2 separate regions of the Mus musculus genome follow, and region 1 is linked to region 2. A link is a loop called in an ENCODE intact Hi-C map of the cell type or tissue named here. Cell type or tissue: left cerebral cortex. All regions are shown on one strand. Links, peaks and the distances in the headings refer to the core of each region. The heading gives the core; the rest is flanking DNA. Region 1 overlaps Rps6ka2 (ribosomal protein S6 kinase, polypeptide 2). Region 2 overlaps Rps6ka2 (ribosomal protein S6 kinase, polypeptide 2).

Region 1 (15,008 bases), core at 3,362-11,361, 74 kb before region 2:
CAGAGCCCAGTGCTGGAGCCACCAGTGGCCACTGCTGAACGATCAGGGACAGAGATGATCACACATCACATCTGTGTGCTGTGAACGCCAGGCTGGATAAGGCATCCTGGCAATGTGTCACCTCATGTTCTTTTGGAAGCCTGATCCAGCTACAGAGAGGCAGCAGGAGGCACGTGAGAGAGTGGATAGAACATTTGTCAAGGGACAGTCTTCCTGAGGCAGGGCCTAGCATGTGTCATTGCTATGGCGTGGGCCTTCCATGATGGCTATCATTGCTGGCAGCATGCTCTCTGCCCTAAGGTTGTCACAGCTTCTTCAGTGCTGGTGGCAGGAAGTTCTGGGCTGGGCAGCTTCTACCCCACACCCTGTAGGGCTCTCTGGAGCAGTTGCTCTGTGCTACAGTGACTTCCTAGAGACTTCTCATGACCTTCAGGGCAGTTCTGTGTCTGCTCTTGCTGTGTACACATTCTGGAAGGTGCCAATATGTGCTCCTGCTACACATAGCATAGCTTTGTTTCCCTGTTTCTGCGCGTGGGTGGTTCTGAGGTTTTGCCAAATGCCTTAGTTGGGGTTTTACTGCTGTGAACAGACACCATGACCAAGGCAACTCTTATAAAAACAACACTTAGTTGGGTTTGGCTTACAGGTTCAGAAGATCAGTCCATTATCATTAAGGTGGGAGCATGGCAGCATCCAGGCAGGCATGGTGCAGGCTGAGCTGAGAGTTCTACATCTTCATCTGAAGGCTGCTAGTGAAAGACTGATTTCCAGGCAGCTAGGATGAGGATCTTAAAGCCCATGACCAAAGTGATACACCTACTCCAAGGCCACACCTACTCAACAGAGTCACACCTTCTAATAGTGACACTCCCTGGGCCAAGTATACACCAACCATCACACAAAGGGTGGCTGTGCTTTTGTTCTTGAGTACAAATGACTGTGCAGAGGTTGCTGTGAAGCAAATGCTAACAGCCCTGTGCCCAGACACTGAGCTTGACTGATGTCTGTCATTCTGAGATTCTGGGATAATTCATGTCTACCTGAGTCAGGGCGAGGAAAATGGGACCTCACCATTTTTTAATAATCTCATTTGTCAGTATCAAGATGACGTCAGCCTGGCATTGACATGGAGAGAGATCTCACAATGCACAGAACTGAGGAGGCTGAGCAGGTACATCATGGTCTGCATACACCTGAGAGGCCTTGGGGATCATGAGCTAAGGGCAGGTAAAAATCAAATCAAAAGTGGAGGCTTCCAAAAACCACGAAGATGGATCTACCCTGAGGTCACAGGTCCTAACATCTGCTTAATGCACAGTTTCAGGTTAGACAATTTGAAATCAATCTGCTCCGAAGAGCAAAGGGTGCAGATGTTCCTGAAGTGGCGACGCCGGCACATGCAGGCACAGTACGGGGGCCGAGTGGAAGGAAGTTGGGGAATGGAGGGACATCCAGGATGCTGTGGATGGGCCTTCAGGAAGAACACTACAAGCCTGCCAAACCCAAGAGATGCTGCAAAACTATCTGCATCTACAAAGTCCCAAGACAGTCCCCACGCGGACTTTGGAGGGGTGAACTCTCCTGGTGCATCCTGCACAAGAGGAAGTGGTGGAAATCCTCCTGCAGCAGTGGGAGTAAGAGCCCGTGATAAAAACCCAGCTGAGGTCCACAGTTAGGAAACGCTCAGTGTATCCCACCTGCAGTGAATCACTATCCTCTACCTGCTCCAGTCGGCGCACAGGACAGCCAAGAGCACCAACATCATATTGCCACACGCAGAGCTGCCTAGGACCTCAGTTTCTCTTCAGACTCCTCAGCTCACAGAGAAACAGACGGTGTGCTGGGCCAGAAATGTAAAACGCACCACAAGCATGAGTTGTTCATATTAACAACAGCCATGGCCACCACGCCTGCAGGCACACCTGCAAATCTTTATGTCAAGGGTCTGGACTTCGGCTTTGGACAATGGTCGGGAAAGAAGCGGTCTGTCAGGTACCTCCATCCTGCCACACTGGGACTGAATCTGGTGCTGTTCTGTTTTCTGCCCATCTGAGTGTCATTTTTACCCTGGGTCGGCTCGCTAGAAGCTGGCTGGCTGGATACCAACGTGGACTGACTTGCTTAGCCCGTGAGGTCACCTTGTGTGTTTATTTTGGGTTTGAGCTAATCCTGAGCTCTCAGCAATGCCTCAGCCACTGGGGAAAAGGCAAACACAGCTTCCATTTGCCGGCCCCACCGTCCTCTGCACCAGCTTCCCGGTCTATAATTAACTTGTAATTTTTCACTTAGCTAGGCAAGCAGCACGGGTGTTCAGAGGACAGACCTGGAGCTGGCACTAATGTGCTGGGAGCAGAGAACAAGCAGAAAGACGGGGTAAATCACAGGGAGCTACCACCCTCCACCTGCCTCAGCTAACACTGGTGACCCACACTCTGGCGGACGGTGTGCTCTATGCCCTCAGGTCATCAGATCCCCGAGAGACAGCTGGTGGATGACAGGTGTTTGCATCTAAAAAGTAGAAATATACGATGGTAGTTTTGGGGGTCACAGAAGGCAGCGGAAAGCAAAATAAATAAGCGACTGTTTTATCAGCTGCATCCTGAGGCTGCACCTGGATATGGGCAGGAAACTGATGCCGGCAAATGTCTTCTTCTCCTTTGTCACCCTTAAGTGCCCATGCTGCCAAGGGACACAGGAGGAGACCCTCTGGTGAAGAGAGTCCCTGAGAACATGGAACTTCTGTGGGTTTTCAGTGAGGTGAACTGCTCACATCACGAAGGTGTGTAGGACACACATGTCTACAGACTCCCGAATGCATGTGCATGCAGATGTGTGTAGTGGGGTCAGGTTAGTTGTGGCCCTGCCATGGACACAAAGGGGTGGCACCTGGACCACTTGTGTGGGAAAGGACAGCTGAAACAGAGGGATAGGACAGATCAGATCAGCAAGACCTCTGCATTGGCTACCAAGAACTTCAGAGCCTGAATACAGTTCTTTTGAAAACTGTTCACACCTACCTACCTTCCTTCCTTCCCTCCTCCCTTCCTTCCTTCCTCCCTCCCTCCCTCCCTCCCTCCCTCCCTCCCTTCCTTCCTCCCTCCCTCCCTCCCTCCCTTCTTTCCTTCCTTCCTTCCTTCCTTTCTTCCTCCCTCCCTCCCTTCCTTCCTTCCTTCCTTCCTTCCTTCCTTCCTTCCTTCCTTCCTTCCTTCCCTCCTCCCTCCCTCCCTCCCTCTCTTCCTTCCTTCCTTCCTTCCTTCCCTCCCTCCCTCCCTCCCTCCCTCCCTCCCTCCCTCCCTCCCTCCCTCCCTCCCCCTTCTCTTCCTGCTTGTCTTCTCCCTGCTTCTGTTTGCTCTGCACTGGATGCTCACACACTGCCGCTATGTCTGAACAGCCAACTCACGGTGCACCAGACAACACCCTGATGCATAGACATCTGTTTAAAAGCCCTCTAGGACAAATGTAAACTAATCCCACGTGTGAGGGCGTTGTATGACACAGCATGGATATCAGGAGACATGCCTTGGGAGAGGGGAGAGCCCAGGAGGCTGACAGGGGCAAGTCACCCCTGCAAGCCAGTTGCCTCAGCAGCAGCTCACATCAACAAGATGACAGATGCTGGTCAGGACTTTGGATGACGGGTGCTCACCAGTTTGCATCTCTCTGAGGAGACAGCTGTGTTGAGAATGTTCACACCCAGGTAGACAGCTGTGTTTGTCTCAGACTCTTAGGGCAGACAGAAGCCATGTGCACTAAGCAGCTGCCGTAGTCCCTCCGCCCCCTCCTTGCCCTGTGTGTACAGTGGAGGCCTCCACATGCGACTTACATTCCAGTCTATGGTGACAAAGAACGGGTGACGTTTAATTTCCTCCACTCCATCAACACCAGCACCTGTCACAACACAGTAGAGAAGAAATGTCAGTGAAGGTCCAAGGCCATGTGTCACCTCTGACTGCTGCTATTGCAGCTGTTTGATGCACACAGGAAAAGCTACAGGGAAAGTCCTGACTTGGTCTCTCTTTGAGAAGAAAATTGAACTTGCCCATGGCCTGAGAGCCCAAGAAGCCCCCGTTTGACTCCCAGGCCTGTGATATAGACATAGTCTGAAACAGAAGTGTGTAGCAAAGGGAAGGTCCAGACTGCCTGCTCCAGGTGTAGGAGGCCCGCATGGCCAAGAGAGAAGGAGCAGGTGGCTGTCATGGTCACAGGTCATGCTTACAACACCCATAACACAGCATCAGGCCAGCTTCCCAAGACGTGACAAGGCACAGCGGAGCCAGAAGGTTCTGAGTAGAACATCTGTCCAGGCTGCTGTACCAGTGACCATGGGAAGGAGAAGGAGATTGGATAGGATCGAGTTCTGGGACACGGAGCCTGGCCTGAGGTTCCATTACCACACCCAACGCTTGCACAACGGTCACTGTCACCCAGAGGCAGATTGTGGTTCTCTGATTTGTCCACTCACTGTGCCTACCTAACAGCTCCCCTTACTTTGTTTATATCCAAAGTTGTGTACTGCACAGGAGCATGGGTGGGCAGGAGATGGTGGTGTGTGTCGTGTGTCATGTGTGTCTGTCCCACAGTGACAGACCAGCCTGGAGTGAATGGTAAGTTCCAAGGGGAAACATGAATGTGTTAAGCAACTGGCAAACACACACATGCACCAAATGTGAACCGGAGATGGGTGGGGAGGGGCGAGAGGACTCACTGTTCACTCCTCCTTTAAACCTGAAGCGGCGCTGAATAAGGTCCGTTAATTGAAAGCAAAGTCCAGGAGCTAAGGCAGGCAAGGAGCCCAGGCTCTGAGGCCGTGAGTCAGGGACAGAGCTAGTCTCAGCCAGCTGGGAACTGGATCACAGGAGTCTCATCAGTTCCTGTCCCAAGGGTAGGAAGTGAATGTCCCCTTCCCCCAACGCTGCACCCCAACCTCCTCCTGGCTCGAAGGCCTAATGGTTCTGATCAAAATCAGATGGTCCTCTTGAGCCCACACCCAGTGCCTAGAGCCCTGGCGTGGGATGGGGATGCTCCTCCTTTGTGAAACAGCTCTGCTCAGGGCACGGTGAAGGTCACCACAAGGCTACCTTGAGATGCTGTGGTGACCTGTCCTAGCTGGAGTCTGGGGGGGGGGGGGGGCAGAGTCACATGTAGCCCATGGCATATGCTCTGACCTTTCTGGTCCTCTGCTTAGTCCACAGCAATGATGCGGACTACCTCTCACCTCTCAGGTAGCTTGGTCAGGCCTTTGCTTAGAAATATCTAATTAAGCCAATCACAGCAGCTTTTATTGACACACCAGTCTCAGTCTGTGTTGTTCCACCATTATGCCCAGATCTGATCCAGATCTTTCAGCTCAGACACCACCCCCCACCCCCCACCCCCTGCCCCCGGCCCCGGCAGAGGCTCCTTTGGATCAATGTGCCTATCTCCTTTGCTGCAGCCCAAATCACAGGACCAGAGTATGGGTTCCTGGCACGTAGTGTTCTTTCCCTGAGGGGGCATTCCAATGCTGCTGAAGTAACTGCCAGAGCCATTGACCCGACTTCCACAGCTGCCCTCCTGGACCACTGTCCCTGCACTCCTTTTGATGCAGCCCAGAACTCCAGATTGAGTACCCCAGATTCACAGCTCCCCTTGGTCCCGATGATGAATGCCACCCACTTTCCCAGGCCTTGGCATGCACGCTCTCCAGCGAGCATGCCTTGCCTCTGCTTGCAGAACCTCTGTATACCCATGGCTTGCAGTGCGGCCTGCAAGAATAAGGGAAACACGACAGAGAAGCTGGTGTTGGCTGTTGATGAATCCCCTCCGTTACAGTTCCCTGACCTCATCTTCATCTGCCCCAATTAGAATCGGACACTGTTTCAGTTTTGCAGTCTCAGCAAAAAGGGCTGATGTTCTGATTGTCGCTCAGAAATCCTATGCATTGTCTGCAGCCAGGTCCTTAAAATGTTGTTGTGGTGACCTTTAGAGAACAAACTTGGTCATTATTCTTCACACAGGTCTTATCGTCTCCTGACGTATTTTATAATAGATAGCAATGGATTTGGCTCTGCTTTTATCTACACTGAACACACTTGACAAATAACAGGGGGCAGAGTTCCGGGAGAGGAGGCTGGGGATGTGTTTGTGCTGATGTGAGAGCCAGAGCTGCTACGTTACAGGATCTCCATCCACCAAACACTACTCAAGCCTCCCCCGTTCCAGGAGGATGCCTGCAACTCATCTCCTGTCACAGGCACTGACAGGACCCTGGAGTCAGACAGAGACAGGCAGAATGGAGTGCCTTGTGTCTCTCTTTAGGCTCCATTATTCTGCAGCAAGTTTCCCAGGCAGTGACAGAGGACGGAGGGCCCCCGCCACACCTCGCCATGCACATTCTAATCACTGTGGGCACTTTTCACATGGAACAGCTTGAATCGTGCTTCTCTGGACCTGCATTTCTATACTTGATAAAGGCATGAGGCTAATCAAGATCCATGCTATCCTGGGGAAGGATTCCTTCTATTTCCCATGTCTAGCCAGGCCTTCTCTGCACTCGAACACCCTCCTCTGATGTGCCCATTTCATCGGGACTTCCAAACCCAGCAAACTATTCACAAGAGGTTCTGACCTGCTAAAAAGATTTTCACTGCCTTTAATCTTACTTTTGAAAATAGTTAACGCGTAGATCCTCCGTAAGGTTTATACTCACTGTCCTTTCAGAATTGCACGGGATACACCCGTGATCCTCCCGGTAACACTCAGAATTCTCTCTGCTGGTGGCTTGCCTCCCTTACCTGCCCTGACTGGCAAACCATCTGAATCTAAGCTGGGACTACTGAGAGAACTGTCCAGGACGAGACAGAAATATGAGCTCGCTTTTGTATTTGTTAGCCACTAATATGGTTGTAGCACATCATTTCTTTAAAGTGTTTTCTGTCCATTTAAATCTCACCCATATTATATAAACAACCTTTGCATGACATAACTGTGTCATGCAGAACTGCTGGGTTGTGTGGTGGTGGTGGTGGTGGTGGTGGTGGTGGTGGTGGTGGTGGTGGTGGTGGTGTGTGTATCCTATCATAATATAGCCCTAGGGCTTCTTGAGTTCTTGAGGGATCCCTAGGGCTGGTTCTGAGCTAAGCCCAAGCCCCTGACTTGGAAATAGCTCTCATTTACAGATGCCAGGACGGTAATCTCCCATAACCTCTGCTATGGATAGAAGGGTCCTTGATCCTTAGTCTAGACCAGTTCAGCCATACAGGTATGAGGAACTGTCCCGCCAAGGCTGTTGTGCTCTCTGCCCCACAGGACCTCTGTTACCCATCCAGAGGACCTGACAGAGTCAGCTAAGGGTTCAGGGCCTTGGTATGCCCAGCACTACAGAAGGCACTCAGCACTCATACCCAACACTTAAGTATGACTGTAAGTGGCAGATGGAGGCTTCCATGTGGGAAGAGAGGTGTGTGGTACAGAATGACTCAGTCAGCAAAGGAAAAGGCTTGGAGGTGGAGGTGGTTCAGGCCTGGGACAGCTCAGGATGCAGAAGGGCAACATGGAGAGATGGCTGCTCTAAGACATTCCTGTAAACCACAGCACCTCCTCACACCCCCCTCCCCCCAGGCCCATTACAATCAATCTATTCGACACAGGGCAGTGTGTCCTGCATGTCAGGTGCTGTTATGCCCCTGTGAGACACCGGATGACTCTGGGGTACACAGTTATCCTGAGTTCACAGATTAGCAAGGACGCACAGGCTCTAGGTTAAACAGCAAGTGAGCATGGACCAGGCAGGGGTCACAGCGAAACAGTTGCTCCCTCTCCCCTGTACCTTGGCAGCAAGGCATATGTATGCACCTCAGAGCTGTGTCTTCTGTATGCCACCCCACAATTCCTGATAACAAGGACCATCTGTCAGATTTGGGAAGACCTCTAAGGCCAGCGTATGAATGAGGGGCTCAAATGGGACCCTTCTAAGATCATGTTCCGTGCCAGGAAAGCTGGAAGATTGCCCTGTGCCATATGCAACATAGTGGGGCTCAGAAAATGAACCCCAAAGCAAATCCCTGGATGACAGAGTCCCCCTCCCCCCTCCAACCCATCTCACCAGCTTTCTCTGGAGCAAGTGAGACACTAACATTTCTTCTCTCCACAGAGTGCAGAGAAGCCAGGACCCCTTGTTTCCAAAGGCAGCAGACAGGCCTATGGGTACCACCACTCTTGCCCACCTCTCCAAGCAGGATCGGGGCACAGATTCTGACCTCTCATATGGTGGTCAAGATACGGGGTCCTGAGAGTGGAGTGCAGGCTGGGTGGGTGGGGTCTGTAGCAGGCCTTGCAAAGCCCCTGGGTTTCCCCCCACCGTCTTGTTCTCTGTCTCAGCCCCATTTTGTGGTCTGTGCTGTTTCATCAAACCCTGACAACCCTTGTGCTGAGTACAAGTGCGACAACCCCCCCCGCCCGGCTCACCTATCTGTTAAAGAGAGCTAGTGTGGCCCTGAGGGTGGGGAAAAGTGAACTTCTTACGGTCCCCTGCCATGTATCTCTAAATATTGAATTTTTCCCTTCAAAACAGCTCCCCACCTAAACAAAACAAAACAAAACAACAACAACAAAAAAAAAAACCCCAAAACCTCTTAGAATCATAAAATTAATGTGCTTACTGTTTAAGGAGCCAGACAGCAGAGCACAAGGTGGAGGGATGCCCCTCTCCTGCCCAGCTAGCAGATGAGAACATCTGTGTTCGCCTTTGGGCATCTGTCTCTCTCCTACCCTGGCTTCTACTGAAGACAGGCCATCCTGGGCTGTTGTGGGCAGTGTGCTTAGCCCCTTCCCCTTTATGCTGAAGCATGTGGCCATATGTCACAGGCTCGGCCTCACTCTGCTGTGGCTGGGTGCTGCCCACAGGAGCGGTCCAGCTAGCTCGTGTGCACAGAAACCTTCCTGGGGACCTTCCTGGGGACACTGGACTAAGCTCGTGGGCTTTCGCTATTCAGCCAGGATTATTGCGGGATGAATTCAGGCCAGCATCCCAGGGTGCCATCAGTTCACGGAGACCCTGCCAAGGTTGGAGGTCACCGCATCTCTAACCTCATCCGAATCTGTGAGGTATGAAAGAACCAGAGCTTTTTGTTTTATCCCAACACGCAAAAAAGGGAAACAAGCTTGAAGACATTCTCAGGAAGCAAGAAGTCTGTGATCACAACCGCCTCTCGAGACAGGAAGTCTGGTAAAGGACTGAAGCCCTTGCTGGATGCCTCTGGAGCCGATAAATACAATCTCAAAATAAACACAAATCTGTTAAGACTAGAATTTTATGTAATTATCTCTCTTCTACTGTTTTTCGAAACCTTCCTATCTTTTATGCACATTGGCTGTGCAGAATGAAGAGTGTATAAAGGAAAACAAATAAATTGAGATTCTCATAACAATTCAGCAAGTTCAATTGCAGAGAGCGTCCAGGAGCCTCTGCACAGGGAGAGAGAAAAGAGACAGCCTTCACATAAGTAAATTCCATTGGACAGCATCCAGGTGTGAATTAAAGACAGTTTCCTTGCAAATCTGGCAGATCCCCAAGGATTCAACACAAGGCCAGCCTCGGAGAGCATTTCCAAGTCTGTCCCTGTGGACTGGAGCCACCACGGACAATGCTCCGCTGCTGCACCGTTAATAAAAGCCCCAACGCTTGGCTCCAACTTTGGGCTCTGAATGGGTTACTGTCACCTGACTTTGCTCTGGAATGCCAAAGCCCCCTTGGAAGCCGCTGTCAGACCTCACCATATTTTTTTTTTTTTAAACAGTAGAGGCCGTGCCTGAAGCACTGTGGTAGTCAGGGAGAACCTGTCCCTCCTCTGAGGTTTCCAACATGGAGTTCTTGTATTTCCCTGATGTCCTAAAAGGCAAGTGTTTATGAAAAAGCCAGATATAACAGGTTCCTCAAACCTCACGGTCGGAGGGAGGACGGCAGGAACGAGTGGAATGTGATGATGGGTTCCACAGGTGCAATGAGGACCCTGGATGCCTCCCTGACAGGAAGGGTATGCAAAGCTGTGGGCTTGGGAGGTCATGAGAGACCTCAGGGACTGACCAGCTGGGTCCTTGACCAGCTGGGAGAAGAGCTGACCTCCCACAGTCATTTAGCTAGACATGGCCAGGTCAGGTCCAATACTCAGTTAGGGAAGGACACAGAGGCTCATCTGTGCCTTTGCTTCCCACTGTCTGTGGCCCATTTAACGAGGAACTCCACACCTCTATGAGAGGCAAGCAACAGGCTCAAATATGGGGTTTGTTTTGTTTTGTTTTTGCAGCCAAAAGCAATTATCGTGGCTGCTTCCCTGGTTTTGGTTTTGGTTGAGTTTGTTGTTGTTGTTGTTTGCTGTTTTCCAAGACAGGATTTCTCTGTGTAGCCTTGACTGTTTTTGAACTCACTCCATAAATCAGGCTGGCTTTGAACTCACAGAAATCTGCCTGCCTCTGCCTCCAAAGTGCTGGGATTACACCTGGTTGCCTCCTTGTTTATACGTGAGCCAGAGAGTTCTCCTTTGGCCTACTTATAGCACCACTGTGAGGACTTGTCTAAGGGTGATGACTGCACAGCGCTCAGTCAAGTGCCCTGACTTGATCTCCTGGTCAGTAAGCAGCAGCTGTCACGCCTGTCACAGGCTGTCATCCTCCCCTTGAGGACTGCCTCAAGGTCCACTGAGCATGGCTATACTTACACTGGACAGTGTAAGCCACTCAGGAAGGGGCATGAGGCGTGCTCCAGGCTCACCCAGAAAGAACTGGCTGGAACCAGACATTTAGAAGGATGGAGTCAGTCTAGCCCTCCAGACATGGTTCAGAGGCAAGTGGCAGTGATGTGAACAGCAGTCGCCTGCACTGTGGGGAATCTGAGTCCTACAAAGGCACTCAGCAGTAGTGTGTTCTGAGCGGCAGGAGTCCTCCAGTATGCTCTGACCCAGCTCCTCTGGAGACAGGAAGAATAATCTCAAATTCAAGGCCAAGCAGAGTGAGTTTAAGGGCATCCTGGATAATTTAGTAAGACCTGTGTCAAAAGGAATAAAATGGCTGGAGGTGTAGATCTGTGGTAAAATGCTTGCTTAGCATGAACTAAGGATATCTGCTAATAAATGTAAGCATGAGGATTCTGGGTGCGACCCTCGGCATCTCAAAGACTATGTGTTCTGAGAGCAAGTTCCCAGCCCTGTGCCCAGAGAGGTTCATCTCAGGGCTATCCTGTGTTTATAATGTTTAACAATGACTCACCAAAGAGGGGCTGCAGGCTGGCCTGGGCCAAGTGTAATCAGAGGGCAGCTCTGGGACTCATGGACACACACACACACACACACACACACACACACACACACACACACACACACATACATACATACACGAGCCTGGCCTACGACGCAATGCATGTGATCATAACCCACCTGGTCCCAAGAGAAACCACAGAGACTCTTGGCCGAGGCTCAGGTACTATCTGAGACCTGCACAAGTGATTCAAGAACAGCACCACAGAACAATCTGGCCCACGGGTTTCCTCCAAATCATGAGCCCAACACAAGCAACAATGCACATCCACACCAAGGCACCCACTGTGGCTCCACACATCCCCATCCTGGTGTCTGCCACTTCAGCTCACCACTGGCATCCTGGGGACAGGAGCTGCTTCCCCAGGACCTTCACTTTCACGTTGGTCGTCTTGATGAGCTCTTGCTAGGGAGACTGCTCTGGCCAGTTGTGAACAGTCTTTCAGCTCTAGAGCCCAACTGTAAAGACCCCACTGGGCCAGCCCAGTGAACCTGAGGTGACACAACACCCTGGCTCACCACTGCCCCGTTAGCTCACCACTGTCCTGCTAGTTCACCACTGCCCTGCTAGCTTGACCGCAGAAGCAATCACAGGCTCCACACAGGACAAGCACCCTTGCAGTGTCTTCTGTGCATTCTACTCTAGGTGTCTCCATGTCAGTTTGTGGATGCTCCCCTAAGACCCTGTGTGTGTCTGAGCCCGATGGCTATGCACAAGGAGTGGAGGGGTGACAGGAACATCTGGAGCAGGGTGACCACAGTTGCTGTGCCTCTGACGAGATCATGAAACGGCCTTCTTTTGTTTTGTTTTAACCCTCGTCCTGTCTCTCGTGATAGCTCTTAACAGAACTATCTTCTAAAGCAACTTCAGGAGGGGAGAGCAATGTGTGATGTGAATCCTGGATCAGAAGTTGAATGTGAATCTACTCAGCAGCAACGGCTTGCATTCACTGCATACAAATCCCCTCACGCGCCAACAGGAGGATCCCAGGAAGTGGGACAGTGCCTTTAATAGTAGCTTGACGTTCTCAATAACTGAAAGATTGTAAATGACTGTAGAAGTTCCCTGAATTAAAGCTGATACGTGAAAGAAATTAAATGAGGCCTGAGCTTCCTTTGGGGCTGAGCCAGGCAGAAAGAGAAAAAAAAATCTAATTATTTCTTTGAGAATGATATATTTCCTAACTCACATCTAATGACTTGTTCCTACTTGTGAGGCTGGAGCCAATGGCCCGTGTTCCTTCTGTCCATCTGTGGGATAACCCATCCATCAGCTCACATTTCCATGGATCCTTACCCTCTTCCTGTGTCTCAGTCATTCCCCAAGGCCTTCCCAGGCCAAGCAGAAAACTCTGTATGGTTGGGAGAGGGAGGCGGTGCTCAGATAATGCTAAAGTAAACCGCACTCTGTACATGTTGGCTTCTTAAAAGGCTATAAATTAGAAGTGACCTTTCAACCATTCTGTCTGTAGTTTATGGCATTTTTAAAGTAAGAGAGACAAAACCAGAGGAGAATATAGTGGCTTTCTGCAAAAGCGGGGAATTTTTTTTTTTTTTTGGTTTTTTGAGAAAGGGTTTCTCTGTATAGCCCTGGCTGTCCTGGAACTCACTTTGTAGACCAGGCTGGCCTCAAACTCAGAAATCCACCTGCCTCTGCCTCCCGAGTGCTGGGATTAAAGGCGTGTTTAAAAAAGAACAAATTGTTATACTCTGAGAATCAAATGCCTTTCAGCAATCCTGATAAGTCCACGTGCCTGTGGGCGCCAGGCCACATGTGAGTGTTTCCCCAGCGTCGGGGTACCTCTGCTTCCTGCAACCTCAGCAAGGAAAAGCATACAGTTCAGAGTTGGGGCATAGGGAGGAAGTCCTCCACGTCCCGTGGGGAACAGAATGGTGGCCTCTCACATTCCTAAGGGGGGGTCTAGAGGGCAGCCTCATTGCATTCCTGGGGTGGGGGTGTCACAGGGACCCTTACCTAGCCTGTTGCAGGGGTTCCGCTTGAAAAGGGCCCTGAGCAGGCTCTGAGCCTCCGCACTGAGGAACTGAGGCATACCCAGCTTGGCTCTGGAATGCAGAAGGAATGCAGGTTAGATGCCGAGAGCAAAGAGATGTGCGGTTGGCCACTTCTCTGCTTGTAAGGGGACAGACCCCGAACACTCAGCACTCTGGGCTAAGGATCCCTTTATGCCTTGAAACAGGATGAAGACACCACAGAGCTTTTTAGCTCATGTGGCCTGCAGCTGGCTGCTGCTGACCATAATCAAAATAAAAAAAGTGAGAAATTTTCACAACGGCTACTAAATAACCCGTTTAAAACACAGTGAATGATCAAAACAGCAATAGTGATTCCCCGAGTATCACCAGCATTTCACCAACATTTCCAGTAGAAATTAATTTTCAAAACAATTGTATTTTATAGCGTAAAGTTTCTTTAAGCAAAAAAGACTATTAGGGTTACATTTGTTGAGTTCCTTCCAGGCACCCTGGCGACAGTGGCGCTCTTATCTTCCCTGGGCTGGGCTGCCACAGAATTATGGAGGATGACTGGAGCATCCCAGGGGCCCAGCACTCATGTAGGACCCTGGTGACCGTGGACCTTGCTGAGGACCAGGTACTGGGCCCACGTGGGATGGCTGGAGGGCCTGGTCCAGCTTTAGTAGAGAGTAAATCAAGTCCCCATTAAAAGCCAGGGACAGAGGCGTTCCCACAAGGACACAGGGTGCAGCTATGGGCAGCTACCTGGTAATCACCATTGATCAAGTGCACAGGGATCTGGAAAAGCTACAGGGGGATTCTGAACAACGAGAGCCCTTGGGATGTGTCCTCGAGGTAGAGTACCCTCTGTGTGTCTTTTATCCCATGTGTAAGGGAGGAACTTACAACGCTAGGCTAGCCTTGCACTGTTTGATGCCTACCAAGTTTAATGATGCCTTAGTATATCCCAGGGCATCAAGGGTCCCACATTCAGCTGGCACACACCCCACCCATGGTTATTATGACTTAGAGCAGGTGGCTATAGCCCAATACCACAGCTCCTACTAAACCCCAGAAGCCCACTTCCTCCCCAGCTCTAAACACAAAAGGCCACCGTGTTATGGAGCAGGTGCCCACACTCACTTGAGGATGAGGGCCATTGTTTCCTTCCTGTCCTTCCCCTGGAATGGCAGGGACCCTGTGAGCATCTCGAACTGCAGAGCAAAAGAGAGCAGGTGAGTTTGTCCCTTTCATCTCGAATCCCATCAATCAGTGCAACACCAGGAACACGACGAGGCCCTGGGGACAGTGAACTCCAGGTTCCCACTCTAGCTGGAGAGATTCTTGAAGGATGAACACGGTGGGTGACTGTACCCCGTGTGGTTTAGGGACCACCTTTCCCAGGTGAGTGCTGTAGAGAGCTGCAGCAGGAGAGGGGTCAGAAGAAGGTCAAGAGGAAAGCTAGGGAACGGAGGGAAGAAGAGAGAGAAAGCAGGAGGCCACCCACGCTGACCCCTGCAGGGTCTATATCTTCCTCTGCGATGGGAAAGCTCCTGGTTACAGCCCATTAATAACATCTGATGGAGACAACACGGCACCGGCAGTCTCTTGAACAGACTGCCACACTAAAACAACACTGGCCAGGAAGGGAGTCGAGATAAGGTGAGGCCCAAGGGCAGCCCTTACTGATCATGAGTTTCTTAAACAAACAATGCTGATTCTGTGGGCTCCAGAGGCCATGGCCTG
Region 2 (15,008 bases), core at 2,327-10,326:
AATGACTTCTTTTGTGATTGGGTTACCTCACTAAGGATGATATCCTCCAGATACATCCATTTGTCCAAGAATTTCATAAATCCATAACTCAAAACATCCAGGAAATCCAGAATTTTTCTCTTCTTAACTTACTGAAATGTCATCCACGGCACTGGGCAAAACACCCAACAGGGCAAAGTCCAAGGCTGAATGCCTCTGAGTGAGGGCATATATGGTTACCTCCAGTCTTCCAGGCTCCACAACACTGTAGGCAAAGGAAGCCAGGAGGGCAAAATAAGACAAGTGATTCAGATTTGCTTCTGATAAATGCAAGGGAGGTGTGTCCTCTAAATCTGCTCTCATTCACTCTTGTGATACCAGGAAGGCCACGTGTACTCAGTTCCTACCTCTGAAGGGATGGATGGATGGTCAGCACACTTTGACTGGTCATCACAAAAGTTAAATGAACCCTTTAGACGCTCATTTAGAACATCACAAAGTCTGCTCACTCACAGTGGCTCAGTGTGAGCAGCTGCTGTTGGACCAAGTAGAATATTAGGCTGGCTTCAGGCTAGGAGACAAGGAGAGATGGCCTGGGAGGGCAGCAAGGGCGCTGGCCTTTTGTAGAGCAGAGGGGATTGTAAGAAAAGCTGTAAACCTGGCGAGCTGTAACCCAGGCGAGCTGTAACGCGTAGCTGGCCAGCACTCTCTTCAGAGCAGTACTTTACAGATCAGTGGCCAGTCTCTTCCTCCAGCAGCAGAGACTGAGGAGTCCGTGTGCAGCTCATCTCCATAGCTCAGCCAGAAGCAGAGTGCATGCACCTTGGCCTCTGCTCCATCTGCCCAGTTCAAGTTCATGTGAAGAAGCATAAGAACATAGATCCTAAGTTACTACATGTCACACTAATGCACATACAAAAAAAAAAAAAAAAAAAAAGCCAGCCCAACATCCGACATCCAGGATCCCAAAAATTCTTCCTTCTGAGAGGGGAACTCTAGACTGGAGGTCAGTGGAAACAGAGCTGATCTTGCCTTGTGGAAATGCTCCATTTCGGCAGTCATTCGACCCTCAGGTCTTCTGTTTCACCTCCATCAGTTTAAGGCATGGAAGATAGGAGCTGCCTTTCCAGTTTCCAGAGTATCCCATACTGACCTACAGTAGAAAGAGGCCACACCACCTACATCTCAAACATCTCTGGAAACACACAGCCCAGCACTCAAAGACCTAAGGAATGTTCAGACCCACGCAAGCTGTATTTGCTAGAAATGTCTTTGAACTCTCTTGCTCAGTAATTCACACAAAAACAAACTCTTGAAAACACAATAAGATTGAAAGACATTACACAGAGAGAGAGAGAGAGAGAGAGAGAGAGAGAGAGAGAGAGAGAGAGAGAGAGAGGCCATCTGTGAGGCAATGTGAACCGGAACCAAGTGAGGATAGTCCAGGATTGGCTTGCTGGGTGGGAGAAGAGGCACTGAAACACAAGAGAGCCATTTGAGAAACTAAAAACTGGTTGGGTGGGATCAGTCAAGATAGGACAAAGACCTAAGGTCTGGAACTTAGCAGCCCTAACTGGGTGATGCAGACCACCTGATTAGAGCAAATTTATAATATAATATATTTAAGTCTCTGCTTAAACCTCAGAAATAGTTGCCAATAAAACCCGAGTACTAACTAGTTTACACATCAACAGACCTGACAGATCATGAACTTATCACAGCGCTACTTCAGAAGCTGAGGCAGGGGGACTGCTTGAGCCTACAACTTGGCAACTAGCCTGGGCAAAACAAACCCTGAGCTCTACCCCCTGTGCTGGGCTTGAAGTACAACCTATGGGAAAGAAGATCTCATTCCAGGGTTCCACGTACCCCAAGATGATGACCCCTCAAAGACTGGGCCATCCACCTGATCTAGAGGAACCCAGGCCTGAGAGAGCAGAATTTGAATCCCTCTAGACAGGGAGTAGGAGGGCTGGGAGACACAGGAATGAAGGCTGTGCTGCCCAGTGCTCCATGCTAAAGTGGCGCTTCACTGTGGAAGTCTTTTATCAATAATCTATAACACCACTCTCTCTATTTTAACTACACACAACAAAATTTACTTTAAATATATGCATATTTAAATAAGTAGATAGATAGATAGATGATAGATAGATAGATAGATAGATAGATTTCTCAAAAGAGCCAAAGCAAGTGAAAGAAGACTCAGCATTCATGAAGCCAGGCAGAGGAAACACAAGCGCCAAGGGAGCAAGCAGACAGATGTGCAGTCCTGGGGAACAATGGTCCCACCCTGAGCAAAGGGCCAGGAAAAAGTAGATCAGGAAAGATCATCCAAGCCAGAGCTTGAGCATATGAGCAAGGACTTAAATACAAAACAGGACAAGGCAAGTCTGTGAGAGCCAGGAGGTGCCTGCCAGAGTCCACATTGCTTTCTGCAGGGCCCAGCACCATGGGGCTGGGTAAACAGTTTATCTGCATCTGACTTGAGAGTTCCTCAGGAGACACAGCTTACAGTGCGCATTAACCCCATTAACTCAGACCAGATTAACTCGGCCAGATTACACAGGTGAGCAAGTCCCACTTCGTAAACAGAACAAGAAACAAAAAAGCCAGACAGGGACAGGCTGAGGGGGGGTCAGCTTTGCTTGCCTAACGCAAATGAGGCCCTGGGATCTGCGTAAGAATCACATAAAACAGCATGGTGGCACATCCCTGTAACTCCTGTCACTCCAACACCGCGGGACTGAATAAATATTTTGTTTTGTTTTTAAAGCCCTGCAGCAGGGCTTCAGCAAACAGAGCTGCCCCTGAACCCTACTCTGGAAGCACAGCCCAGACGGGCAAAATCACCACGACCCTCAAGCAGACCCACCTGTGATGAATGCCACAGGCTGGTGGCAAGCTTGCCTCAGTCTGCTGTAGCAGCAGGCACTGTGGTTGAATAGTATCCCCCAAAACATGTTAAACACCAACCTTAGAACATGATCCTACTAGAAAACTGCCTCTGCAAATATCATCAGCCAGACTGCACAACAGAAGAGGGTGTGTCCCAAAGCAGTATGGCAGCTGTCGGAAGCACACAAGAAGGACAGTCAGGCTCCAACTCTCTGAACTATGGAGTCTGGGCTACAGACACTGGAGACGCAGGACAGGTCCTCTCTAGGGCAGCTTGGCCCTGCCCCAGAGTGGTTTACACCTTTGGCCTCCAGAACTGGGAGTGCACATGGTCCTTTGGACTAAGCCATATGAATACGATCATCCCTAGGAGTGAACCCAGCTTGTAGTAAACACTGAAACCTGCCACTATACCAACATCCATGGTGACCCACATGACAATTTCAAGCAGGCCGATATTGTACAACCAGCTCCACAAAATACCACGCTTTAAGGAACAGCTGCCAAACCCCAGCTGAACAGATGGACTGACTCTCCCATATCTTCACAGACGGAAGCACCTGGGATAATGGGATTGTTCGGAGCTTAGACATGGGGCAAGCCTTGTGAGATATGAGAACGTTGTCTGGGGAAAGCTGACTGCTGGGTGCTAAGTTCCAGTTGGACAGGAGCAGAGGCACAGCAGTCACACTAAAGATAACAATGCAGGCTGTGCTTCTCAGCCTGCCAGAAGAAAGTAGAGGAAATGTAGTCACAGGAGGACAGGATGAATCTTAGATGAGGAATATGTCTACCCTGATTTGAACAAAACTATGAGACATCAACACATCACATGGAACACACCAAGAAAGTACACGATGTTTGTTTTTATCATTTTCTTTAAAAATGAATTAAATTATGAAACATAACCAGGTAGGGTGTAGCAGCTATGTAGCTCAGTCTCAGAAATCTGGGAAGGTAGGCAGGAGGTGGGAGCAGCTTCATTTCCACGCAGAAGGGTAAGGACTGCTCAGGGAGCAAGAGAGATGTGGCTCACAACAGCTGGCAACTGTGTTAGAAACAAAAAACACCACGGGGTGATGCTTTCTGCGTCTACTGGAAACGGGGTCTCCTGGAGAATAGGCCTGCCTTGCTCTGCTATCCTGACCTTTAAGGCTGATTTCCTGGGCCCTGCTCCTGAGAATGTCCTCTGGTATAGCTGCTCACCCAGCTCCAGGAACAAGCAAGTGTTTGTAACTTCATTTAATATAATGTAAGCCAGAGGAGAACATTTCCCTTTTCAATACACTCACTACTCAACAGGGGCTGGGGAGTGGGGAGAGGGCTGGACTTTAAACAGAGTCTAGGAGTCAACTTTCTCTGCCTTGATTCCAAGTTTCCTAGTATAAAAGGAGTTAAGGGTGAAGCTAGGCACATGCGTCTAGATCAGACTCTTAAGAAACTAAGGGACAATGAGCAGATGCACAGAAGAGGAACACATAGGTTGGGGCAGGGCAGGGATGGTGTCAAGGAGAGAGCTGCAGTGACACTACCCTTTCCAACACCGTTATCTGCCATGACCACTGCACTTGTGTCCCACAAGAAAAAATGGCCACTGATATTCAAGGGCTCCAATAACGTGGAGCACAGAGCACACACAGCTACCTGCCCAACTACCCTTACACATATGTATGTATCCATCATCAAAAGTCAGTAGATTCCTACAAATAAAAAACATTGGTGTGAGCTTTGACCTTTGGACATAGGGAACGCAGAAAAATCAGTCTTGAATCTCTCTCTCTCTCTCTCTCTCTCTCTCTCTCTCTCTCTCTCTCTCTGCCATTACACAGCACTAGGGGTGTTATGGGTGCTGCTGGGAGAGAAAAGGCATCAACTGTCTTACCCAGCACTGGAACCTGTTTGCTACAATACCAACCACTCAGGCAGGATGTGCCCACTGGTGCAACGATGGGGGGAACGGTGTATGGGGTAGCTAGTCCTCCCTTGAGTGACCTGTCTTCTACACAATTATGCTTTTATACCCATCCATCTGTGCTGCTTTCAGTCTTCAGCCAAGAAGCTTCTAATGGTTGTGATTCATGCAGAGACTCATGACTGTTCAAAGGTCTGAGAATAAGCAATGTGAGTTCTCAGCCACAAACAGTTCCCACCCAGCCCCACCAAGGCTCAGGAACATCATGAAAGGGGGCACAAAGAATGTCAGGACAACAGGACAAGGAGAAATGCTATGAAACGCTGCTCTCTGACATGATCTCACAGCAGCTGTGATTACCTACAGATGGCACACAGGAGATCAAACTAGTTAACAAGTCTAACATGGAGTGGGAGGGCTCTGGAGGCCCCACCCCAGCTCAGGAGCTATTGCCAGTTGGTGGCTGCAGAAGGAGAGTCACTTCTCTTCGAAGTGACTCTGCTGCTGGGCTGTCCACACCCCAGTGGATGACCCCACATCCATGATCATGTACGCAGTGCTAACTGTTCCCCAACAGGAAGAAAGTAAAAGAGCCCTTCTGAGGGAAAGGGAATGAAAAAGGTGTGAGGGAATGAACCTGTTGTAGAAAATATTTACTGTCAATCCAAGGGCTTCTTCCCTGCCTTTATCATTCAGTTCTGGGATAAAAGACACACAACTTTTATTAGTATAATAAGCCTTAATCCGCATTAGAGCTGGGCGGATATCTACCCTCTATGCTGTTAGAATCTATCTCCCCATCAATAATCCCATTGTATAATTTACCATCTGGGCAGCTCTTAAGTCCAGTTGGCTAGCCCTCATGGCTATGTTTCCATGATTCCTACTTCATGGTGGCTTCCTCCTCTCTCCACCTTCTACTCCTCCTCATGGTTCTCCTCCAACCCCAAGACCAGGAATCCCAAGACCAGCCTATCTCAGTTCTGCCCAGCTATAGGCTGTAGGCATCTTTATTCACTAATCAGGGATAACTTGGGGTGCAAGGTCATATAACAAACATCACTTGGGTCTACCCTCAGAGTCTCTCATCCATGGGGGTAACCAGGCTTTGGGGGCCAGTATTAAACATTACAATACATAGCAAAAGACCAACGCTCAACAGGAACCCAGTGTCACCAGGCACACTGGGTGACTGGCTCTCCTGGTGCCCCTCTTTCTTACAGTACTACTCCCAAGCCTGGGTGGAAGAGGTTCCCACCAAGAGAGTGTGGGCAGGTGGGCAGCCTGTGCTCCTACTTGTAGAAGCAACACAATGAGGCTGATGACAGATGGAACAGTTTGCAAAATTAAGCCTGGATTCTCTACAGTGTGGACAGACAGGGGATAGTAACGGAATAAAAAGCCTACCTATATTTGGAGCTGACAAAATTCCTAGCTAGCTCTGCTGAAGAAGTTGAGCTGAAAGACATTGCTTGAGGAGTGCAGAGTCTGTTCACCGTGAACTAAACACCAGCGGTCTGGGTGGTCAAAACAGTGTGGTCCTTAAGTGTCTCTGTTTATGTGACACACCTTCCTGTTGCCTCAGAGAGAGGAAGCCAGGAGAATGGAGGCAGGAAAAGAAGACACATCTCAGCTCTGCTACGGCTGGCAGCAGTTCAGGAAGGACCGGCTCTTTCTTTGTATAAATTCCCAGCATCCCTCTTTCCTGTCATCTTCCCCGACTGCTGACCATGGCTCATCCAGTTCCTAGCACATAAGATTCCTACTCACTGTCAGATGACCAACCTAGAACATTAAGCCCTTAGCCTGCCTGGCTCACCTGCAAATCTCGGTGAATGCAGGCTATTCATTCAGAATTACAAGTTTGGTCACAAGCCCACTGACCAAAGATAAGGTCTTACTATGGAATGCAGACCAGCCTCAAACCCTCAAACCTCCGGCTTCCATGAACTGCTTGACGTTCACATCAGGAGCTTGGGCTCAGCCTGAGGTGCCAGCTGGCTCACATAGTACGTAATGGCCACTATTATGATGTCCCAAGAAGCATGGCTGCCAAGAACTGCGTCAGATATGCCAGATCTTTAGAAAGGTGGGTTCTGGACTGACAGGAGTGTTGAGATTGGTTGAAGACGTCTTAGAGAAGATGTTCTCATCAGAGAAGTCACAGGAGAAGTATTCTAGCTGCCTTTTCTTTTTTTTTTTTTTAAGGTTTATTTATTTATTATATGTAAGTACACTGTAGCTGTCTTCAGACACTCCAGAAGAGGGCGTCAGATCTCGTTACAGATGGTTGTGAACCACCATGTGGTTGCTGGGATTTGAACTCTGGACCTTCGGAAGAGCAGTTGGGTGCTCTTACCCACTGAGCCATCTCTCCAGCCCCTGCCTTTTCTTTATGACAAGGTTACCAGTTAGATAGATGTAGGACATATGGTAGGTGCCACATTTCTCTCAAATGTAGCAAGACGTGAGTAAAGCTTTGTCACTATATACCCCAAATGAAAGGAAGACCTGTCGTCTTGTACTCAATAGCTACCTCAGGCAAAGTAGAGTAACTAATCAACCTACATCCACCGGGAAGACCCAGCTGTTGGCATCTGGCCTGGCCCACCTTGCTTTCTTGGCAGTACCTGCATGATACAGGAAGCTCTGTTACGCTTTAAAGGATCAATATTCTATATAATGCAAGATGTACATCCCTAAAACACTAACAATGCAAAGTTCTGGAGAGGATCACGAAGACAAAAGCCAAGAACAGAGACACTCCAAGTCTTCTCTCATCAGGCCAAAACCTCAAGCGATCTACAAGGGCAGAGTGGCAGGCGGCACCTGTGCATCTGAAACCTCGATCTACAAGGGCAGAGTGGCAGGCGGCACCTGTGCATCTGAAACCTCGATCTACAAGGGCAGAGTGGCAGGCGGCACCTGTGCATCTGAAACCTCTTATCAAAACAGCAGGAAACTACGTTCCTGTTCAAATCCACCTTGTTTTGCCCACCAGATACAGAATATCACATATTGCAGTATTTTTCATATTCAATACTTCTTAAGAGAGAAAAGCTTAACTCAGAAAGATGATGATAAATTAATGGAATGAGGGAAGAATTCAAGCCTGTTCTACCTCAGAGCTTACCTGTGCTGCTGCTGAATCAGCATGTTCTGAACAACCCAGGCTACATGACACACAAAGAAAATGATAGAAATCAAGCATAATCAGCTACCAGCCATCAAGTTATATACTAGCAGATGCTCAGCACAGGTGAAATACTCCAAAAAACAAAAACAAACACAAAAAAAACCAACAACAAAAACCCCACTCATTTTCATGATAGCAGCATCTATGACTTACACCTACGTAGGCATTCCATTGGTTACAAGGCACATCACACAAGTTATAAGGTTGTGTCAGGAGTGCTAGCATATTCAAGACTCCTAAGTGGATCCGAAGAACTGCAGCCCATCAATCAGCATGGGCACTTCATACACAATATCAGATCTAATTGAAAGCAAGCTTGTGTGCTTAGAAAAGAGTTGTGTCAATGGCAAGCTGTCCACAAGCACGGATGGAATTGTGCAGGATCATGAAGAGCAACAACAGAGAGTGAGACCCTGAAACACTCAGTCCCAAATGGGATGTCTCCATCGCGTCCCTCCCATAAGGGAGCTATGCAGAGAAACTGTAAGAGCCACAGGGGACAGAAAAGGGTTGACACACACATGAACTCAGAGAGAACGTGGCAGCATCCACGGGGCCTGCAAGAGTTCAAGCCAGGCAGGGTCTCAGCACTGAGACAGGAAGTAGACACGATCTCCCATCCCTAACCAAGAAACTATTGACCAATTGGCCACACACGAAGGGAAATTTCATTTTCTCTAATGGAGTCTCACCAGGTATACAAATACTTACGGGTAGGTCCCATGCCTGGCAGTAGATACCAACACAAAAATGGACTCACTGGCATTTTGGGAGTCTTGTTTTGATTTGTTTTGTTTTGGTTTTGTCTTATAATGCATTGTTTGGGCTTTTTTTTTTTAACCTTACTGGTCTTTTGCAACGATATTTTGATTTCTGATTTTATATTTTTATGCATTGTTTGACTGCATATGCATCTCTGCCTATGTTTCTGTTTCTCGTGCTTTTTCTCTGTTGGTTTATTTTTAATGTCTTTTTTATTTTTACTTGCCTGCCTGTTTTCTAATGAGAGAGAAAGATAGAAGGCACGGAGTTGAATGATGTGGAGGATCTGATAGGAGATGAAGAAAGGGGAACTCGGACTACACAGTATTAAAAAAAATTATTATCAATTAAAAACTCAATAAAAGCTACAATCACTTATAAACAAAACAAGATAAAGCAGGAGAAACTCAGTGTGTTTGATATCAAGACTTATCTTAAGCAGGTAATGGCTAGAACAGAATGGTTTGGGTACAAGTTAGAAAATAGAGCAGAATACAGGTGGGAAGTCCCTGTCTCCCTAAGGAACTGGTCAGCAGCCTCCCTGGGTGGTGATGCAGACAGATGCAGAAAGGATGGGTAAACCCAACGAAGTGCTGCTAAGAAAAGTAGGTCATCGTAGTCACAAACTAAAGGCCTGTACCACAGTCTACAAGCCAGCAAGCAAAGAGAAACAGGACACTGGGGGATGTCTCAGTTCATAAAGGGTTTGCCACACAGGCACACAAGCCTGAATTCAATCCTCAGAATTGATGTAAAGCATTTTTTTTTTTTTAAATCAAGCTGTTTCTTTTTTTCTTTTTTTTTTTTTTAAAGATTTATTTATTTATTTACTATATGTAAGTACACTGTAGCTGTCTTCAGACACACCAGAAGAGGGTATCAGATCTCATTACAGGTGGTTGTGAGCCACCATGTGGTTGCTGGGATTTGAACTTCGGACCTTCGGAAGAGCAGTCGGGTGCTCTTACCCACTGAGCCATCTCACCAGCCCGTAAAGCATTTTTTAATAGCCAGGTGTGAGAGCATGATCTTCAACCCCAGCGGAGGAGGCAGAGATAGCGGATCCCTGCAGCTTGCTGGTCAACCAGCCTAGCCTTACTCACCCACTGAGATACCCTGACTAAAGAAAACTGGATGGCTCCTGAGCAGCAGAGCCCAAGGCTTTACCTCTGATCTCCACTTGCACCTACAAACAGGTGCACCTACATATGCATGCACTCTCTCTCTCTCTCTCTCTCTCTCTCTCTCTCTCTCTCTCTCTCTCTCTAACATGTGCGTGCGTGTGTGTGTGTGAAAAGGAAAACTTTTAAGTTTGTGGAGAATGACAAATTACTTTTATGACTTCAGCGTGAGGGCAGATTTCTTAGCTCAGAAACAGAATGAAGACACCATAAAGAAAAAAGCTGATAAATTTAGCTGCATAAATTTAAAGTTTCTGTATAAAAGGGTTAAAAATAGGCCACAAACTAAATGGCATTTGCATAACACATATCACTGATGTCCAAAATACCAGATGAACTCTTGTGAAGACGGAGAATAGGAAAATTCCATAAATGGGCAATGTAAAGAGACAGTGGCCAGTGACAGGTAATGTGGCCGGCCGCAAGCAGGGGAGAAGGGTAACTCCCGTGGCCAGATGGAGAGAATGCAGAAGGTCTATGGCAGTTGGAGATCACGTGCCCCACAGACAGCCACTTCATTCTCGGATGCACACTAGGGAGACTTCTGTCCTTCACCCTGCTCTGTGTGGGGAAATGACAGGCGCGAATGGGTGCTCCAAGCAGTATTGAGAACAGCAGGAGGGAGTGGCAGGTGTCCACCCACAGGGAACTGAGGAGTAAGTGTCGGAACCATCCCAGTCAGAAAACAAACAACTCAGAAGCAGGCACGCAGGAGGAGCAAGGCTGTCCCACTGATCAACACTCACGCAGATACCTACGGAACCAGTTATGTAACCAGAGCAACGCGATTCCATTTATATCATATGCAAACCAGAGAATGAGCATGTCTCTGTGTTTAGGGAACATAAAACGCAACACAGGGAGATAAATAGGCACGAAAGGCATCAAAACCAAGACAGTGGGAAAATGAGATTTGGGAGGGATCTCTGGGTGTACAGTCACATTGAAAACTTTTATTTCCAAAGCTAGTTCATGGGTGCATAGACATTCGTTACAGTACTTTTTTATTTGTACAGATCCCTGACATATTTTATAGGAAAAATTCTGAACTCGGGTCACTGTTTTTACTTACTGAGACAAGGAAGTGAGCTTGCTCAGACTGACAGATCTCAGCTACAAACCTTCACAGACAGTGGGAAGCTATTCAGAATTGCCAGCATAGGTGACAACAGGGACAGTGAAAATAGAGCATTCTGGATTGAGAAAACTCCTTCCGTCTGTTGCCCTGTCTTGGAGATGCCATGTGACCAACCCTGCAGCCTATAAGGGATGGCAGCTCCACTGAGATTAGCCTGTGCTAATGCACAGGGTGTGGCACTCTCACAAAGGAAAGTGTTCCTTCACTCCATTCAATCAGGACCACAGAAGCCTGGGTGGATGGATTGGGCAGAGCGGAGGACGGGGCACGGGGGCATTTCCTACCAGGCCCTGGAGATGGGTGGAGATGGGGGATCTGGGTACCATCTCTGCTTCAGTGGGGTTGGTGTGAGGAGAGCCCTGACCGGGTTCTTTGTGAGGGGAGGGTGACGGAGCTACAGCAGTGAAGAGCTAGGTAGCCAGAGGGGGGAGGGGGTTGCCCTTCTGTAGGGAAGCAGTAGGGAAGGCACGCTGTAAAACAGCAGGCGATTTCAAGCCAACCAGAGGTATGAGCTGGATTGTACTGGGTAAGACAAGACTCCTCTAGTGGGGGCCTAAGGAGAGATCAAGAAACTCAGGTGGGCCAGGTGCATTACTTTCTCTCTTAATGCACTGTGTCTCTGTTTCTTTCTCCAGCCAAGCGCCTCTAGTCTAATTATTTATTGTGGGACACAAGAACCAGGATACTTCAGCATGTGCCTCTTTGCACTCAGACCCAGGCTAGAAAGACCCTGACTACAAAGGTAACGCTTGTTAACATCATATACGTTGTAAAATGTCTCGCCTTCTGTTCGGGCCTTGACATCAGACGACAATGTGGACATGAAGGCAGAGATTCTGACAGAAAGGGGCCATGAAGGAGACCTGTTGTGGAGGAAATACAAGCCACCCCCACTCCCCTCTTGTATCCCTGGGAAGGTTCCAAGGCTTGCAGTAAATAGGATCAGCAATGAATCCCATTGGAAAGACAAATGAGGCTTGCAGACCTGAGATGACACCACACCCTCTGGCTCCACCTAGCAGGTGGATGTGAACCTGGCAGAAGGCTTCCCCCCACGCCCCAGTCAAAGATCTGGCCTTGGGCCTCCACCTCTGCTGGCTCGGTACCTTGGCGATGGTCCATGAGAAACAGACCACAACAGAAAGGCACCAGGGGGACAGGACCCAGGGGGACAGGACCCAGGGGCTTTACACATTTAGCTTTCCATCGCCATGTAAGGTTGCAGGGTGACCATCCATAAAGGGAAACTAAAGGTGAGTGAGGCTACTGAACAGTCCAGACTTCAGCTGTCCTCAATGCGTCTTCTCTGACCCACAGACCTGGGCTCTGGCTAGTGTTCACCATATTTATTACACACAGTTTCTGAATGCGCACCCTACTGTTAGCTCTATGGGCTACACACACAGGGACTGCAAATGAGGGAGAATTTGAGAATTCACACAAAAGTCAGAGAAGAGAATTAGTCTGTAGATGACCTCCTCATGAACAGAGAGACAAGTGACACCCTGGGAGAGATACAGTGGCAAGTGGTGCCTAGAGCATATGTTTCTAGGAGATGTAAGTCACTCTTACAATTCAGTGGTGAGAGATCATTGCTGTTTGAATGAGAACTGTACACCACTGGCCGGCATGTTTTGGTCCCCAGTTGGTGCTGTTTGGGGAACTCATAAGACTTTTTGCACATTGGTCCCCGCTGGCAGACTCAACTTTTAAGGAGAGAAAACTGATCTAAATAGATGTTTCTCCAAGAAAGGCATACAAATGCCCAAGAAAGGGCCTCAGTGTCGTGGGTCATTTGGGAAATGCAAATCTAAACCACAGGGAGATGCCACGCCATGGCCACCAGCGCGTTCACGGCCACCAGCATGGAAATTGTGGAAAGAACAGTTAAAACCTTGGTGAGAACTGCGTGTCCCCGGATGGCAGTGATTTAAAGACAAGCTGAGTGGCTTTAAAGCGTGGAGGAATCTCGGACAACACAGCAGCTCCACACCTGGATATTTTCACAAGGAAGTGAAAAGGAATAGCCTCAAAAAAGTCCCACAAAAATGTTCTTGGCACCATTCCGCAACAGCCAAACCATGGGAACATTTCCAACATCTATCGACTTCTTGACAGATTCATGGTGTGGCCATAGGTTGCAGGACAAAGAAATGCCGGCATGGATGGGGTTTGGAACATTAAAAGTATTTCCAAACACAGTGAAAGGAGCCAGTCACAGAGCATCACTAATTTTAGGATTCCATTTGTCTGAAGCGTCTAGACAGGCCACTCTCTGGGGACAGATGTCCTCCAGCAGGTGCAGGGCTCAGGGCAGATATCCTCCAGCAGGTGCAGGGTTCTGGAAAGATGTCCTCCAGCAGGTGCAGGGCTCAGGACAGATGTCCTCCAGCAGGTGCAGGGCTCAGGACAGATGTCCTCCAGCAGGTGCAGGGCTCAGGACAGGTGTCCTCCAGCAGGTGCAGGGTTCTGGACAGGTGTCCTCCAGCAGGTGCAGGGCTCAGGACAGGTGTCCTCCAGCAGGTGCAGGGCTCAGGACAGGTGTCCTCCAGCAGGTGCAGGGCTCAGAACAGGTGTCCTCCAGCAGGTGCAGGGTTCTGGACAGAGGGCCAGAGAACTCTCATCTACACTTGGTTTACCCTGTCTCCTCTGAAGTTGATGCTCCCTAAGCAAAGCCCTGTTGATTCCCAAGTCAAGCATCCAGGGAGCTGAAGACTTTTCAATAAGATTTCCATGAACAACAAAAAACGAATTAACAACTTAAAGATGGAGATTTGACTCACAAAGTAACTTCCAGAATATGTATTGATCGGTCCCCATGCACCCCACCATCAGTCACATCACTAAAAGAAGATCAGAACCTTTTCTTCTCCTTGCCCAAGGACAATTGGAAATGACCAGAAGACCCTAATGGAAAGGACCTTGTTGTCCCCTCCCTCAATAACTGACTGCGAAAACTCTAGAGTCCTGGCTTTTAAAAGGGTTCTCTGGAACCCACTGTTCCCTGGGGGAAGCTGAGAAAAATGAGCAGGCATCCCACCCAGATGGAGAAAGGTTCTCTCAAAGCCTGTTCCTGATTCCATACAGAGTCGGGAAACGGGTCCCATGCAGGAGGTGATGGGGAAACCCTCACCTGCTTGTCCTTCAAGTGATCGCAGAAAGGACCAGGAATCTCAGCAGATGGGTTCAGTGACCCGAGGCATGTCCTGATATAACACTGTCATAGCTACAGTAGTGTGCCACGCCACCTGACCTTCACACCAACCACCCGGATTCACTGATCTTAGCTGTTTGCTAATAGCATAACCTCATTTGGAAAGGTTGAGTGTCAAGTGCAGTCTATTATCTGCAATTACTGAAAAAATGAAGAATTTACAAACTGGAATATTCAAATCTTCATTTGGTGTATGTGTGTGTGTTTGCATACTTGTGCACATATATGTGCAAATACACGAGTGTAGGTCATGTGACAGCCACAGAAGAAACCCAGGTGTCATTCTTCAGGCACCTTGCGCATACTTACTTACTTACTTCTTTATTTATTGAGACAGGGTTTTTCTGTGTAGCACAGACTGGTCTCGAACTTACAGACATCCAATTGCTTCTATTCATTCATTCACTCGTTGAGATAAGATTTTTGTGTGTAGCCCAGGCTTGTCTCGATCTCAAGAGATCCACTTGCTTCTGCCTCCCGAGTGCTTGCTGGGATTAAAGGCCTGTGCCACAGTCACTTGGCAGCACCTTTTTTTTGAGACAGTTTCTTCCTGGCCTGGAGCTCACTGACTGGGCTGCATGGGCTGGCCATGGAGCCCCAGGAATCTGTGTTTCACCTGTCCATCTTTTCTTTTTCTTTTTTTTTTTTTTTCTTTTCTTTTCTTTTTTTTTTTTTTTTTTTTTTGATTTTTGTTTTTTTGTTTTTTTTTTTTTTTGGTTTTTCGAGAC

What was found. A loop is a pair of places that touch in the nucleus more often than their neighbours do. Peaks named below come from ENCODE experiments on the same cell type or tissue, not always from the same donor. Only the 100,000 strongest peaks of a DNase experiment are listed, where the experiment ranks them.
Region 1: a loop joins it to region 2, with 1.8 times the contacts of the local background. A loop is called at or near these places in 2 of 42 quality-filtered maps.

The regions. Positions count from the first base shown.
Region 1 is chr17:7,260,472-7,275,479 of GRCm38, reverse strand. It overlaps Rps6ka2 (ribosomal protein S6 kinase, polypeptide 2), which reads right to left. Exons shown (of 21, transcript NM_011299.4): 9 at 14,406-14,476; 10 at 13,264-13,352; 11 at 3,824-3,888. Among named protein-coding and RNA genes, the nearest start is that of Tcp10a, 57 kb to the left of the region's middle. RefSeq lists an enhancer at 5,512-6,987. In left cerebral cortex, for the core only: no CTCF peak of the experiment used is centred there; DNase peaks (open chromatin) are centred at 5,647, 6,257 and 7,440; H3K27ac peaks cover 662 bases.
Region 2 is chr17:7,185,743-7,200,750 of GRCm38, reverse strand. The region is part of intron 1 of Rps6ka2 (ribosomal protein S6 kinase, polypeptide 2); the gene reads right to left. Among named protein-coding and RNA genes, the nearest start is that of Rps6ka2, 23 kb to the right of the region's middle. In left cerebral cortex, for the core only: no CTCF peak of the experiment used is centred there; DNase peaks (open chromatin) are centred at 3,432, 6,116 and 6,415; H3K4me3 peaks cover 52 bases; H3K27ac peaks cover 1,032 bases.